Regions from separate parts of the Homo sapiens genome. Here region 2 is linked to region 1. Evidence: read pairs that join two places in POLR2A ChIA-PET (ENCODE). Cell type or tissue: PC-3. All regions are shown on one strand. Each heading gives the region's core, and the rest is flanking DNA. Links, peaks and the distances in the headings are about the cores only.

Region 1 (8,622 bases), core at 623-8,622:
TTTAATAACATTTGATACCGGAGGCAATAAATGCTGTTACTTATTATTTAACAGTAATAAAACTGTAAGATGAAGAGACCAACCCATCACCCCATTCTCAGCCCATCCCTATCCTCTATCCAACTCTGGCCTTAAAATGAAAAAAAAAAAAGAAAAAGAAAGAAAGAAAAGAAAAGAAACAATTTACTTGGAGTTGGAATCCCAGGTTACAGAATGCAGAAAAAGATGATTTTGAAAACTATGATTTGCAAGGCAACCTACAGACTCCTGTGCCCAACGGACCACAAAATCATACATGAATGGAAAGGAGCTTTGCCTGGCATTGGAATGGAAAGGAATTTTGCCTGGAGTTGGAGGAATCAAAATGTAACTGATTGTTAGGTTGCTGGGATTTGAGCTAAGGGATCATTTTGAGCAAATGAGACCTAGCATGTGTGACGTGAGCTCTGCCTCACCCTCCGAAGCTAAGCATGACGGGGTAAGGTACAGAACCATGAGAGAGCGAAGTAGTTCAGGCACTTTGAGAAACTGTGGTTTAAAACGAAATAAAATTAAAAAAAAAAAAAAGAGAGAGAGAAAGTTTTTGAACCAAAACAACTTAAAATCAGCCTACCAGTTTGTTCCAGGCAATGCTGTGGGTGGAAGCCAGGGAACCTGAGACAGGCTACAGGTAGATGTGAGGACAGAAGTTTCAACCTGGAACTGAGGGCAGACCTAGGACCTAGTGACCTCAGTGACCAGACAACCTATGAGAGAAAGTTTCATCTCAACTGAGGATAAAAATAAGAGCGCATTAGAAAGAGGAATTAACAGGCGGCAAAGTCTGATTGATATGGGAATGTGTGCTGAGTGAAATGAATGAGTCCGTGTAACTCCCACCGATGGTTTTGTAGGTACCTAGATGCTGAGAGTCTACGTGGGTGGTTCTCAGCTGGAGGTCATTTTGCTCCCCAGGGGATATATGGAAAATGTCAGGAGGCATTTTTGGTTGTTACATCTGGTGGCAGGGTGTTACTGGCATCTAATAGGTAGAGGCCAGGGATGTTGCTAAGCATCCTGTAATGCACTGGGCAATCCCGCACAACAAAGAACACTCTAGCCCAAAATGTCATGAGTGCAGAGATTAAGAAACGCTGTGCTTTGTGTAATAGGTGGTCCCTCCTTGTTGCGGCTTCCTCTCCCCTTCACTTAAAAGGACCATCTCCAGCTGGTTTGTCTTTGTCTTTAAGCACATTCTCACCACGACCGTCTCCTGCCCTCAACCCCAGGAAGCAAAAGTGTTTCTTTCTAAGTTCAAGAGCTAGTTTACCTAGAAAGAAACACAGAAGAAGCAATGTGATCCCAGGAGCGTTGCTGACTTGCACACAGACCCTGGTAAAAAAAAAAAAAAAAAACAAACAGGCTAGAAGCCCTGAATTTCCCACTATTGTTCAAAGCAAATCAAAAACCAGAAATGCTTCTCTATCGCTGGAACAATGTAACACGCTAAGTAAATAACAAAAAGTGCAAGCACAACATTAAATCCACACTCAATATTCAGATGGTTGATTCTGGCTGTCTCTATTTAGACCTTAAACTCCGCATTGCATCTGGAACACTCTCACTGAGGACCCAGGCCCACTCCGTTACTAGCTTTCATTGGTCAACAACAGAACCAAGGCAATGTCAGGAAGAAAAGCTTGTTTCTCAAATGTAAAAATGTGCTGATTTTTTACCTTATATTTAGCAGAAAAGATAAAATGACTGTCTCTTTCCAACAGATAGATGAGCTTAAACATCTCCATTTTTAAAAATACTGTATTTTTTTTAAATGCTGTATTTTTTTAAAATACTGATTTTGAGTCAGGATATCTTATCTTTTCACTTCTGGAACAGCTTATAAAGATTTCTCGACCAGGTGCAGTGGCTAATGCCTGTAATCCCAACACTTTGTGAGGGTGAGACAGGTGGATCACTTGAGCTCACTTGAGGTCAGGAGTTCAAGACCAGCCTGGCCAATACGGTGAAACCCCGACTCTACTAAAAATACAAAAATTAGCTGAGCATGGTGGCAGGAGCCTGTAATCCCAGTTACTAGGGAGGCTGAGGCACAAGAATCACTTGAACCTGGGAGGCGGAGGTTGCAGTGAGCTGAGATTGCACCACTGCACTCCAGCCTGGGCAACAGGGTGAGACTGTATCAAAAAAGAAAAAAAAAATCTCCAGATTTTTGTTAACTCTGTATAAAGAAAATATGGGGAAAGTACCCTAGTTGATCCATCATAAAGTGTTAAGGATTCCTGAAACCTCCAAGACTAACTGGTCAATAGGCTATTCCTTGACTCATGGCCCCTGATTAGAAAGCTCACAATCTACCCCAAACACTACTGCAGAATATAGATGGAAAATACTTACACCGCAAAGCAAGGCTGTTTATTAAATTAATGGAACTGATATAACCCATTCTCTCCATCTTTTAAATCAAGAACACTTCAAAACATGGGCTAAGAATAGCAATACACTCAGGATAAGGTTGGGGGGAAAGCAAATTTTCCATGTTTAGTAGGAAGTACTTGAAATTCAGTATACAATAACAACTTTGGAGTTCAAAGCAACACCAATTTCTTTTTGAACTGGAATCAGACTTTTGAATTTTCAAAGAGCTTCTCATTTTCAAGCGTGCAATTAGCTAACTGCCCTAATTCCTTTTCCAAATGCCACAACACACGCTTCTGACCATAGCTGACACTAAAAAACAGCTCATGCTGTCTTGAGAATTGCTAGCTTGTAGTTTGTGCTGACCAGAGGATTTCTGCCTATTTGAATTCCCCCGATCATTTCCAAGAAGGGCTATTTGGTACATCCACAGAATAAAAACACATTGCGCGTTTCAAGGCATACATTTGTCAAAAGCTAAATAAACATCTAGTGCCTCTTTTTACTGTCCTTCCTACACAAGTAGGAGACTGTATTTGACTGTCTGTGTTTTATGCTAGTTTCCCTGAGTCAGACAATATTGATGCTTGAGTGGGCCTCCACTACCCTTCAATATGCCATCAGACTGGTCAGTTGGGCCCACAGCTTCTTAAATAGGCCTGGAGAAAAAGCCAAAGGGAAGTCCAGCTGATCTGGCACTCGGCAGTTGACTTCCAGTGACTTCCTTCTGTGAACCTATAGGAAGAGTTTATAATGAAAAGTGTAAACCGGCTAAGATTCCAATCTTTTGCGAACTCGTTTGTTAACCCTTCTGCAGGACTAGAAAGCAAGACTTCTCTATTAGACTTCTCTATGATGAATCTCAAAACAAGGCTGACATGGTCAACACAACCCAACTCAAGAACTCCTTAAAACCCCTACGATAAGAAAGAGATATATAGGAAAAAGAGGAAGAAAATCTCATTCTGTAGTCCTATCTCAAAATAAATACAGAAAAGAAGGGTTTGTAAGAAACCATTGTGGGTTTGCTTTTTTCCTTTACGTTCATATGGTTAATTCTTCCTTCTCCTTCAAGATAACATTTGTCAGATGTTACTGCAAAAGAAATGCAAAAACTGGAACTCTGGACTCTAGGTCTAACTTTGGGTGTGGTGATGATAGCCTGTTAGAGCTTTTCTACTTCACCCTACAAACTAAGTGATTTACTGTCAACTAACAAGCAGTGATCAATACTGATGGGCCAGACAAGAGTGGCTACCAAGTCAATTCCCTGGATACAGAATTATGGTACCTTGCAACATGGTGATGGCATCGTGCCAAGTTGATTCCTTGGCACGGGTATGATACCTAGGCAGGTGTATGATACCTAGTAGCTTTGTGACATCGAATGCTTAGGTAGGATACACAAGTTCACAAATACTCTGACAGTTACCTAGGCTGCGGGTATAATGGGTTCTTTTTCTGCATACCAAAGACAGATGTAGGCAATAAAAACATAGATGTATCTATCTTGAAATTTGAGATTAAATATTTCACTTTTGAAATCCGTAGTCTCCCTTCCCCACTTAGCACATAGAGCGGCCTTTCTGAGAAGTCTGGGAGGACCATAGCCTACATAATAAAAATATAAAAAACATGGAGCTCACGAAAAAAAAAAAGGTCCTTTAATGAAGTTATGTCTCAATAACACAGCTTTATTCATGAGAAAAATAAAAGAATAGCTGATAAAGGGGAGTTACGTGCACAGGGAATGTTCATGAAGAGGTAGAAGAGGTACTCTTCTGTTAACATTATCACTTTTCCATTCTTTCCACCAAGCTCCAGATCAAACCTCAAGCTTTCAGTAATCAAACAAGTAAAATCACTAGATGGCTAATGGCTGGAGGTATGTACCCATATATTAATATATGTATGAAAAATAAAATTGCTTCCGTAAAGTTCTAGGCCAGTCATAAACTCTAAAAGAAAATCAGTGCTACTTTTTGAGTATAAGATGACTTTTTCAACCCAGTTGAAAAATAATGTTCATACTTAAGGGATATCAAAGAAAATATATTGGTGGTTTGTGGCAGGGAAAAAAAGTTATTGACCTGGGATCTGAAATAGGAGAGCTTGCATGCTGAAAAAGTCAAACTGAGGATAAGTAAGAATGCTCATAAAATTCAGAATTAACGATTCCCTTCTATTTCTTAATTCCCATACCAACAAAATGACTATTTTAGACAACTGATATTCTTAAGTATAGCATTCTACCAGAACTATAATACTGACACTTTGAGGAAGGAAAATTTATCTTTTAATGACTTCTAGGGTAAAGTGATTTGGGTTTTGTTTCTAGATAGTTTCATATTTTATTTTATTTTATATTGCATTTTGTTATTTATTTAATTTTATCTTATTTTGGCAGGATCTTGCTCTGTCACCCAGGCTGGAGTGCAGTGGGACAATTATGGCTCACTGCAGCCTCAGCCTTCCAAGCTCAAGCGATCCTCCCACCTTGGCCTTCCAAGTAGCTGGGTCCCCAGGTGCACACCACCACACCCAGCTAATTTGTGTATTTTTTGTAGAGACAGAGTATTGTTTTTAATATACCCAGATATAAGACAAACTGACTTACTTGAGTAGAAATGACATGACACCGAGCAAACAGTATTAATAGAATTAACAGTTTCAGGAAAGCTGAGACATGTCTACGGCTCAAAATTTTTTAATTAATGAACTGTGGTAGCTGGGATTAAAATTAAAAGAAAATGAGAGAGAAGGGGATATCTTTGCAGGCAGCCATGAAGGCACTATGGGTGTTATAAGGAGAGAGAAGGCACAGGGCAGTCATTATATGAAGAGCAATGATGCCGGTATCTGGAACTTCCATATATGTGTGCATACATTAAAATTAGAAAAATTGGCCGGACGCAGTGGCTCAAGCCTGTAATCCTAGCACTTTGGGAGGCTGAGGCGGGGCAGATCACGAGGTCAGGAGATCGAGACCATCCTGGTTAACACGGTGAAACCCCGTCTTTACTAAAAATACAAAAAATTAGCCGGGCGTGGTGGCGGGCACCTGTAGTCCCAGCTACTCAGGAGGCTGAGGCAGGAGAATGGCGTGAACCCAGGAGGCGGAGCTTGCAGTGAGCTGAGATCGTGCCACTGCACTCCAGCCTGGGTGGCAGAGCAAAACTCCGTCTCCAAAAAAAAAAAAAAAAAAAAAAATTAAAAACCATTTATTTCTCAAGATGTTCATTTTAAAATATCTCTAAAAAGTTTCAATGCTCTGATTCTTCGGAGAAAATTCCAGTAAGAGAAAAAATACACTGGTGAAAGAAAATTCAAGCAATTGGATGATTTTTTTTAAACAAATTGAAGAAAATAAACCTTCTAAACAGAAACTAGTTGATGGCAGGTCCATAGATCATATGTCTAAACCTGGGGTTATCACCGCAGCTGTACATAAAAATGACTTGAGAACATTTAAAAATATATTAGTATCTTGGCCCCTCCCCAGATCAGTTAAATCAGAGTCTATGAGGATGAGGCCTAGGGGGCAGTGATTTTGAAAGCTCACTAGAGTTTTATAAATGAGCAGCCACAGTTGAGAATCATTGGATTAAACTGGTGATTCACAATGGTAGACTCAGCTTTCTCAAACTTTTCACACCAGCCTCGTTCTTACCAAAATTTCCTAAAGCACCCAGAATCTTGGGAAAAGGGGATAGGTGGGAGAAAGGTAATAGGGAGAATAATTTGAAGAGACTTAGCTAGATAAGATCATTCCCCATTACCACCCCTCTTGAGAACTACTGTTCTGTACTACCCAAGATGCCTCATCTTTTTTTTTTTTTTTTTTTTTTTTTTTTTGAGATGGCGTCTCTCTCTTATCACCCAGGCTGGAGTGCAGTGGTGCAATCTCAGCTCACTGCAACCTCTGCCTTCTAGGTTCAAGCAATTCTCCTGCATCAATCTCCCGAGTAGCTGGGACTACAGGTGTGTGCTACCACACTTGGCTAATTTTTGTATTTTTAGCAGAGATGGGTTTTCACCATGTTGGTCAGGCTGGTCTCGAACTCCTGACCTCAAGTGATCCGCCCACCTTGGCCTCCCAAAGTGCTGGAATTACAGGCGTGAGCCACCACGCCCGGCCCCTCATCCCTTTTTTTGATGTGACCTTAAACATCTGAGGATAAGGCAATAAATAAATAAATAACCAACCAACCAACCATCCACAAAAAACAAGTCTTTGAATCCAGAAGGCAAAATCATGAACCCAGGTCAACCTGGCAGAGGTACTACCACATCCAGCACACTCCCTCAAGGAAAACAGACAGGAAGCAGCCTAGAAGATATATCTTTTAAGAGGCATCCAACAACTATTACACTAGTGCTCGAGGCTCCAGCCCCTCTCTAGTCATCCAGCCAAAAACAAAAACAAACAACTGCAGACCAGCCTCATACATCATCAGGGAAAAGTACCAGAAATGAGAAGGGGCCTAGGGCTAACAAAGAGTCGAAGAGCTCTTAGGTTCACAAGCAACAGACAGTTGCTTTGTTTTATGTTTCTTCCATGTTTCCTGATGAATGCTGTATTCACAGCTTTTTTTTTTTTTTTTTGAGACGAAGTTTTATTCTTGTTGCTCAGGCTGGAGTGCAATGGCGTGATCTCGGCTCACTGCAGCCTCCACTTCCCAGGTTCAAGCGGTTCTCCTGCCTCAGCCTCCCGAGATTACAGCTGTCCACCACCATGCCCAGTTAATTTTTTGTATTTTTAGTAGAGTCAGGTTTTCACCATTTTGGCCAGGCTGGTCTTGAACTCCTGACCTCAGGTGATCCACTCGCCTTGGCCTCCCAAAGTACTGGGATTACAGGCGCGGGTGCCCTGCCTCACAGCACTTCTAAAAACCATGGAGGCTGAGGAATGAAGCCACGGGGAAGATGTTCCTTCAGCTTCCTCAGTACCTCAAACAGCCTTCAGAGCTCCAGGCCCTTCCCCAGCAGTGAGTACTCAGAACGGCTCCCCTCCCAGGGTCACAGCTGGGCCTGCCACCATCTCCGAGCCCCCTTCCTCCTAATTCTCATCTACTTCTCCCGGATGGCCAAATACGCTAACCTGGCTCAGGGGTGTGCTTCACTTCTGGCATCCTGCTTCCAGCATCACTTGCCATGATCATTACTATCAAGCCATGCTAGGCATCATGACCTCTATGCAGATAGAAATTACTGGATTGTCTAGAGAATACTTTCCCCTCTTGCTTTTCTTGACTGCCCTGGCAGTTTTCATGAAAATATAGTTCACCTCATGAGTATGGCTCCCTCCCACTTTCCACCCCAACTTCCTTTGGATTCCCTTCCCAGAACTTCAGCATTGTCTCTTATGGTGGGCAAGTTTCTCCACAGTTAGCAAGTATTCAGTAGCAACCAAGGTTCTACAAGACTTCTGGGGACCTAAGAAACACTCTCAAACTACCCACTATCTTCTCACCGAAAGTAATTCTTTGCCTCTACTTCCTATCCCCAGGCCTCTAGTGGGTCCTATCAGCTTTCTCTTTATGCTTTAATCAACATCAAATTGCTTAAAGCTCACATAAAGGAGTTTCTTGCTTTCGTGACATTGTGAATGATGTTCCTTCTGTTTGGAATATGTTTCCTTTCCTATTTCCCTTTTGTCTGGAAAATTCCTCTCGTGATCGCAGCTCCAGATTTATCTCCTCCAGAAAAGCCTATCCTGAGGTCTTCCCTCTGAGTTCCTTAAATCGCCTATGCCCCTATCTCTATCACTGGACTTGCCACATTATACTATAATTATTCATTTATGAGACTTCTCTACTTGACTTTGGGCTCAGTGAGGGCAGGGAGTGTGATACGGTCATCTTTGCTTCTCCAGCAGAGAGGGCATACTCCACAAATGCTTTCGGAATGAATGTATGCATGATGGATTCAACCCCGATGGAAGAAATTCATGAGAACTCATCTTCTTCTTTCACACTGACACTTGGGAGGTGAGGCTGTCTTACCACTGTGAGGTAAAGTCAACAAACTCTGCAGAGAACTTGTCTGCTGGGAGTTGTGGCGATGGCTCCTCTACCACCTGTTTGAGCTGCTGAAATGGAGTTCCCCATGAATCATAGGGAAATCGAAGGATGGCCAACTCAATCTGGAGAAAAGAAGAAAAAAGGAGACAACAGTTTCAACAGGGCTGCTTTAGGGAATCACCCA
Region 2 (8,656 bases), core at 360-8,359, 65 kb after region 1:
TATCTAAAGAGTTGTCTACACACTACATTGTTTCTACTTTATGGTTTTCTTTCTGCAACAGGGTCTCGCTCTGTTATCCAGGCTGGAGTGCAATGGTGTGATGAGGCTCACTGCAAACTCTACCTCCTGGGCTCAAGGGATCCTCCCACCTTAGCCTCCTGAGTAGCTAGGACTACAGGCACACACCACCATGCCCAGCTAACGTTTTGGATTTTTTTTGTAGAGATGGGGTTTTGCCATGTTGCCCAGGTTGGTCTTGAACTCCTGGACTCAAATGATCCACCCGCCTCAGCCTCCCAAAGTTCTGGGATTACAGGCATGAGGCATGAGCCACCATGCCAGGCCCATTGTTTCTACTTTCTAACTTCTGCTTTCATTGCTCCACCGACCATGATGTGGCTCTCCTTTGCCATCATATGTCCAAAAAAGCTCTTGTCAAGGTCATCAACCACCCCAAAGATACTTTTCTCTTTATTTACTTATTTATTTTTTTGAGATGGAGTCTCACTCCATTGCCCCCAGGCTGGGGTGCAGTGGAGCGATCTCCATTCCCTGTAACCTCTGCTTCCCAGGTTCAAGCAATTCTCCTGCCTCAGCCTCCCAAATAGCTGGGATTACAGGCGCCTACCACCATGCCTGGCTAATTTTTTGTATTTTTCGTAGAAACCAGGTTTCACTGTGTTGGCCAGGCTGGTCTTGAACTCCTGATCTCGTGATCCGCCCACCTCGGCCTCCCAAAGCACTGGGATTACAGGTGTGCACCACCGCACCTGGACCCCTATAGATACTTTTCTCATTTGACTCTACCTTTGTGGTAGGCAGAATAATATCCACTCCACTCTCAAAGCTGTCCATGTCCTACTTCCCAGATTCTGTGAATATGTTACCTTCCATGACAAAACGATCTTTGCAGATGTGATTAAAGTTAATGATTGATCAGGATTACTTGGATATTTTGAGCGGGCTCAAAATAGTCCTTAAAAGTGGAAGAGGAAGGTAGAGGGGTTGGTTAGAGAGATGCAATGTGAGAAGAACTTGACCAGCCTTGCAGGCTTTTAAGATGAAGGAAGGGGACAGAACTCAAGGAATGCATGTGGCCCCTAGAACCTAGCGACAGTCCTCAACTGACAGCCAGCAAGAAAACAGGGATCTCATTTCCACAATTACAAGAAAGTGGGGTCTATTCTCCCCTAGAAAATAGGTCCTGCACTCTCTGCTGCAGACCACAAGGGCCTCTGTAACACGATTCTTGCCCATTTTTCTGATCCCATCTCCCATGACTTGTTCAATTGCTCTGTGCATTAATCACTCTCTTCTAGTGTTCAGTTCTTTGAAACCAATAAGCTCTTACACATCTTTGCACAGACTGTTCATTCTGTCTGGATTGCTTGTTCAACCCGCCTTTTGTTGTTTTTGTTGTTCTGTTTTCTTTTGTTTTGTTTTAGGCTTTTTGCAGCCTGAAATCATGGTTTTTAGTTTCTCTCTCTAGTGATAAGCAGAAAAGAGGGATGATGAAGGGGCTTTACTGGCCCAACCAGAAACAGAAACTAAGAACCCATAACTGTATTCTCTCCTTTGGACACCCCTGGCTCCCTTCATTCCTCTTCTAGTTTCTTCGCACCTTTTCGAACTCAGCTTCGATGTCATCATCAAGGACAGCCCTTGTTCATCAACCCTACGCAAAGGATACCTTCCCTTTCATCCTCCACCTCAAATCCTGGTTTGTTTCCTTTGCAACAGTTTATAAACACATTAGTTATGTTTGCGTACACAGCTTTATTGGCCTTCAGTACTAGAAACTAAGTTTTGCGAGAGCAGAAACAGTGATTCGTTGGCTGTGTTATCCCAGCCTGAAAAGAGTAATTGGCTCGTAAATGGTTGTTGAATTACTTCCTTAGTCATTCTGGTGGCAGATGGAGAGTGGGTCAAATAGAGGATGAAACTGGAGTCAGGAAAACTAATTGAGAGATTACAGCAGAGGCTCAAATGAAGGATGAGAAGGGCCTGGATTGGATTAGTGATGGTAGAGATGGGGAGAAGGAACTCTGAATTACACTAAAGGTCCTTCTAGGGAAATAGCAGGTAACAACTGAGAACACTATCACAGGAGAAGCAATCTAGGAATGCGGGAAGGGGTGCACTTGGGCTGAAACAGGTTAAGATTCAGGCACCAACCAGGTAAAGAAATCCAAGGCCAGTTGTGATGGCTCATGCCTGTAATTCCAGCAGTTTGGGAGGCCAAGGCAGGTGGATCACTTGAGGTCAGGAGTTCGAGACCAGTCTGGCCAACATGGTGAAACCTCGTCTCTACTAAAAATACAAAAATTAGCTGGGCGTGGTGGCACATGCCTGTAATCCCAGCTACTTGGGAGGCTGAGGCAGGAGAATCACTTGAACCTGGGTTGTTGCAGTGAGTTGAAATCACATGCCACTGCACTCCAGCCTGAGTGACAGAGTGAGACTCTAACAAAAAAAAAACACGAAACTAAGAAAAGAAATCCAGCAAACAACTGCTTACTCAATTCTTAAGCTTCAAGGAAAAGACTGAATAAAAACTGAGATTTGGGAGTTACTGTTATACATAGATATGTACACATTAACATTTTTATAGTATGGTAGTTCCAGGATGTTCTCAGTTGTCTCACCAAGAAGTCTAAAAGCATTACTTAACAGTCAACCTAGCAACAGTGAAAATGGAAAAAGACTCAGTCCAGAGCTGTCCTCTAGAAAACCCAATCAATACACAATGAAAGGAAACTCACCACAATGGCATTTCACAGCTCCATACAATCCATTCTCCTCCCACTTTCCCCCTCCTGATTATCTCAAGCCTTCCTGGCTACAGATGGCCCACTTCCTAACAAACATCAGCCAATGAGCACCACATGGCTGTGCTCCCTGCAGAGCAGAGCAGTCAGATATCATTAAGTATTAGGTAAAACATCATCCCAGGAGTTCTCCCTGACAAGTATCAAAACACAAATTCTAACATGTTTCAGTCTCTTCTTGTACCTATTCATATATGGTACCTCGCTTACTTAATTCCATATTCTTTGCCTTATATAGAGACCCCTTTATTACTGCCTAGGATGCAGGTATGAAGAAATAATTAGTGGAACAAAACTCAGCTTCAAGTAAAGCATTAACCAGAAGGATAGAATGGGAGCCGCTGAGATTACCAGTTCATGAGTCATTACCAATTCTTATTGTAATCCATGTAAATATTAAGATGCACTTTTCTGCTTTGTTAGTATTATCTTTGCAACAGATTTCATGGTAGAACCACCATAATAAACAGATGGTACATCAAAAGTTCACTCGTTAATCTGATTGTTTAGCTCTGCATATATTTCCCAGATACACAATATTTCAATGGGGAGCCTCCACCATCAGCCCAACAAAAGCCTATTTAACTGATAACATAAGTGAATCCTAGATCTTTGAACCTGGAACAGGCCTTAAGTGAGTAGAAGTCATTTTATGAGGAAAAATGAGGAAAGATGAGGAAACCGAGGCTGCTCCAAGTCATACAATTAGTCCTGTGAATAATGCTTTAAACCCATCCACCCAGTATAACCTGTTTCTGTAAGAAAATGCCACGGGATTTCCCGGCATTCACAGGGATTGCTAAGAGCATCTGATTTCCACTTTTGCTTTGGAATGCAAAGTCTTGCCCGGTTTCAAACCACTGGAGGGGATGCAGTGCCGATGGCTTGAGAAACAAATTCCAGAAAGGAATGGGCCAAGGAATAGAGCTGAGGGATGATAAGGAGGGTCTACACACTTTCTGGGAAAACGGAGATCATAGTAAAAGTAAAAATACAGAATACCCTCTTGCATTTTTGACTTCTTTAATTTACAATATGCTTTTCCATAGAGGAAGGGAAGATAAAGGACAAGCTACTAGAGGAAGGGGGTGGAAAGAGGAGGTCTATATATTTCTTTTTTTCTTTTCTTTTTTTTTTTTTTTGAGACAGTCTCACTCCGTCACCCAGGCTGGAGTAGTGGCTTGCTCTTGGCTCACTGCAACCTCCGCCTCCTGTTTCAAGCTATTCTCCTGCCTCAGCCTCCCGAGTAGCTGGTAGCTGGGACTACAGCTGTGCGCCACCATGCTTGGCTAATTTTTGCATTTTTTTTTTTTTTTTTAAGTACTGATGGGGTCTCATCATGTTGGCTAGGCTGGTCTTGAACTATTGGCCTCAGGTGATCCACCCACCTTGGCCTCCCAAAGTCCTGGGATTACAGGCATGAGCCACCACACCCAGCCAAAGGTCTATATATTTCTAAGAAGTGGAGGAAAAGGCTCAGAAGAATTAGAGGCACTAAAAAGCATCACCAGGGCTGGGTGCAGTGGCTCATGCCTGTAATCCCAGCACTTTGGGAGGCCAAGGCGGGCAGATCACCTGAGGTCAGTAGTTTGAGACCAGCCTAGCCAACATGGTGAGATCCCATCTCTACTAAATACAAAACATTAGCTGGACATGGTGGCACACGTCTATAATCCCAGCTATTTGGGAGGCTGAGGCAGGAAAATCTCTTGAACTCAGGAGGCAGGGGTTGCAGTGAGCCGAGATTGCACCATTGTATTCCAGCCTGGACAACAAGAGCGAAACTTTGTTTCAAAAAAAAAAAAAGAAAAAAACAAAACATCACCAGGAAGGGCACATCCCTCCTCTGCATCCCCTACCTTGTCACCTCTACCATTAACAAAATCAGCAATAAGGATGTATCAGGAGGTGGCCTTTTGTCTTTCAGCCTGCTGCCAAGTGTACAGTAGGTCGCTTCACAAACATTTGCTGATTGAATACACATACACTGGGAATCTTAAAGCAAAAGGAAGAAATGTTTACCTTTGCTGAAGTTATTAAACTTAGGTTGCTTTTGATACAAAATGCAAGAGGGCAGGAAAAATTTAAATAAGGGAAATAAGGGCAGGCTGTAACTTATAGATTTATAGAGCATAGTAATATCATTTTATTAAAGACTTTGTGTTCCAGGCAGTCATTTCAGTTAACCCAACTAGGGTACTGACAAGGACAGGATGAATCTGGAATTCTTGCCTGGATATGGTCCAATCTCGTATGCATAGATTGCAACTTAAATGAGTCCAGGTGGCTCTGACCATTAAAATAGCTACCATTCATTCAATCAACAAATATTATCAAGGAGCTATTATGCATCAGGCTCTGTGGGGGTCTGTAAAAATGAACACAATATTTATTCTCTTAAATAAATGCACAGTCTGGATGGGGGCAGTGGCTCACGCCTATAATCCCAGCACTTCGGGAGGCCGAGGCGGAGGGATCACAAGGTCAGGAGTTCGAGACCAACCAGACCAACATGGTGAAACCCAGTCTCTACTAAAAATACAAAAATTAGCCGGGCGTGGTGGCACGTGCCTGTAATCCCAGCTACTCGGGAGGCTGAAGCAGGAGAATTGCTTGAACCCGGGAGACAGAGGTTGCAGTGAGCTGAGATCACACCACTGCACTCCAGCTGGGGCAACAGAGCGAGACTCTGTCTCAAATAAATAAATAAGTACATAATCTATCAAAGATAAAAGGACATCTTACAAAAATAAGTAGCGGCGGCTAACACCTGTAATCCCAGCACTTCGGGGGACTGAGATGGGCGGATCACTTGAGGTCAGGAGTTTGAGACCAGCTTGGGCAACATAGTGAAACCTCATCTTTACTAAAAATACAAAAATTAGCCAGGCGTGGCGGCGCACGCCTGTAGTCCCAGCTACTCAAGAGGCTGAGGCAGAAGAATCACGTGAACCTGGGAGGTGGAGATTGAAGTGAGCTGAAATCGTGCCTCTGCACTCCAGCCTGGACTCGAACTCCAGCCTGGACAAAAGAGCAAGACTCTGTCTCAAAAGTAAAAAATAAAAAATAAAAATAAGTAGTGAGTGTTTATAAGGGGAAAGCACTATACTAAACGTGCAATAACTCATTTAATCTTCATGAAAATTATGTAATCAACTATTACTGTCTCCATTTGACAGATGAGGAACCTAAGACCCAGACACTGTAATCCCAGCTACTCGGGAGGCTGAGGCAGGAAAATCGCTTGAACCCAGGAGGCAGAGGCAGCAGTGAGCTGAGATCACACCACTGCACTCCAGCCTGAGCAAGAGTGAGACTCCGTCTCAAAAAAATAAGTAAATAAATTAAAAAATAAAATAAAAACATACAATATTTTAAATATTTATTTATCAATCAACAAACTGGTTTTGTTGTACTGGTGAGCCTATGCAATGTATAGCTGGAGTGCAGTGGCGCAATCTCGGCTCGCTGCAACCTCCGCCTCCCAGGTTCAAGCGATTCTCCTGTCTCAGCCCCCAGAGTAGCTGGGATTACAGGCACACGCCACCATCCCTGGCTAATTTTTTGTATTTTTAGTAGAGATGGGGTTTCATCATGTTGGCCAGGCTGGTCTTGAACTCCTGACCTCAGGTGATCCACCCACCTCGGCCTCCCAAATTGTTGGTTATAGCTTATTTTCAAAATAAAATTCTTTCTAAGTAGATTCACTAATATACATATATGTATTTGTGTGTATATATGTGTGTGTGTGTGTATATACATATATGTATGTGTATGTATGTATATACATATATGTGTGTGTGTATATATATAGAGAGAGAGAGAGGGAGCTAGCTACTCTGGGGGCTGAGACAGGAGAATCGCTTGAACGTGGGAGGTGGAGGTTGCAGCGAGCCAAGATTGCGTGTGTATATATATATACATATGTGTGTGTGTGTGCATATATGTGTGTATATATATACACACATACATATATGTATATTAGTGAATAATATACTTATATTCACTATTATATAGTGATATATATACATATAATTATAGATACACATATATATACACATACATATATGTATATTAGTGAATAATATACATATATTCACTATTATATAGTGATATATATATACATATAAGTATATACACACACATATATATACACACATACATATATGTACGTGAAAGCAAAATGTAAAAAAATGCTTCATATTGATTATCTGAACATTATAAAATAACAAAAGCCGAATCATTTTTTCTTGGCACACGTTCACACACTTCAAATCAGTTTCTTAGCCATAAACCTCTAACACTGTGTCTCATGGAGGTGTCCCGGTGGCTGGTGCACCCACAGGTCAGCAGGGGCAGCAGTGTCAAATACATCTCCCATTACCGTGAAGGAGTCAGCCAATCCTGACCGTATGGATTTATCAGCCAGAAAGCACCCTGCGTGCTGCCCATGAAAGGCAAAAAAAAAAAAAAAAAAAAGACAAGTCATTGCTGGGCCTCTTTCACATGGGGTTTCACTGTGTTGGCCAGAATGGTCTCGATCTCCTGACCTCGTTTTCCGCCCGCCTCAGCCTCCCAAAGTGCTGGGATTACAGGCATGAGCCACCATGCCCGGCCAAAAACATGACTTCTTAAAGGCAAATATGGAGAAAAGGGCATTCTAAGGGCAAGGGGAAGGAAAGCAGCAAGAACAAGAGCATGAAGGTGGAAAATCCAAGGGCTTTGCAGAACATCTAGCTGACGCCCGGAGTGTGAAAAAGGAGAATAGTGCAGGAGAGGCCCAGAAATGAGGCCGAGACTTAATCACACAGGGTCACGTATGCAGGGCAAAAATATCCATGGCCTATACACATATTGAAAAAGAAACCGTAGTTCTGAGTGGTTGAGAAGGTGACCCAAGGCCGTCAAACTCAAATGGGGTGGAAATGGGACTTGAACCTAAAGCTCCTTAGATGGCTGGTCTAGAATTCACTTGAAAAACCATCTTTGTCATGGCTCTAGAGGAAAACGTAGATGGCTCAATACAGATCTAGTGGCGTTCAGTAGCACACTGTGTTCTCTTGTCGTTTTATGGAGGGACTGCATGTGCTGGAGTCCACAGAGACCAGCCAAGCATCTCTTTACTCTCGTAATAATGTACGTGCCACCAATCAGCTGACCAGAGTCCATCCCCTGGATAGAGGAGGTGCTAACCTGTCCCCTGCTAACTGAGGTAGAGGTTCTCGTGTCCTCTATGGCCAGTGTTGTGCCTTGCTATATTTAAACCCTGCCTGTGAAGGATTCTGCAATGTGCCCAGGGCTATGAGATGAAGCAGGGGGCGCTGAGAAGGAAAATGCAGCATACTTTCGCATGCCACCATCCCGAATGTCTGTAATTCGTCCCAAGTGCGAACTAAAACCTCACTAATTTCACCTTCCTTTCCAAACTGCCTCCTTGCGAATTTCTACACATAAATTCTGACTAAACCTGACATCGTGTTTTCTGCAAAAGAAAGCAATCTGACTGCCAACCACGGAGGAAAAGTTATGAAGAGTGGCACACAGCTGCAGCTTTTTCTTTCTTTTTTATTTGGTAATGTGTGATTGACGATTAAAATGGAATCTTGCTGGCCTGAACTCCTTCCTGACTACTATTAAGCTGGTGAAGCTGGCAACAGTTTCTCTCCCCTCCACTATCTGAGTTAGACTTGGGACGAGGATGCAAAGGGCCTCAGATGACCTCCGTGAGCAAGGGGTGCCTGCGGGATGCTAAATCGCAGCTCCCTGGGGGGCCTTGGAGATATCCCCAGAAAAAGTGGAGCCCCACAGCTTTCTCAGCAGCCTGCTTT

Evidence for each region. Peaks named below come from ENCODE experiments on the same cell type or tissue, not always from the same donor. Only the 100,000 strongest peaks of a DNase experiment are listed, where the experiment ranks them.
Region 2: POLR2A ChIA-PET joins it to region 1 with 6 read pairs; 4 of 35 experiments call an interaction of 5 or more read pairs at or near these places.

The regions. Positions count from the first base shown.
Region 1 is chr17:69,526,508-69,535,129 of GRCh38, reverse strand. It overlaps MAP2K6 (mitogen-activated protein kinase kinase 6), which reads right to left. Exons shown (of 12, transcript NM_002758.4): 10 at 8,421-8,560. Among named protein-coding and RNA genes, the nearest start is that of MAP2K6-AS1, 45 kb to the right of the region's middle. In PC-3, for the core only: a CTCF peak has its summit at 8,215; no DNase peak of the experiment used is centred there.
Region 2 is chr17:69,461,602-69,470,257 of GRCh38, reverse strand. The region is part of intron 1 of MAP2K6 (mitogen-activated protein kinase kinase 6); the gene reads right to left. Among named protein-coding and RNA genes, the nearest start is that of MAP2K6-AS1, 20 kb to the left of the region's middle. In PC-3, for the core only: no CTCF peak of the experiment used is centred there; a DNase peak (open chromatin) is centred at 3,567; H3K27ac peaks cover 810 bases.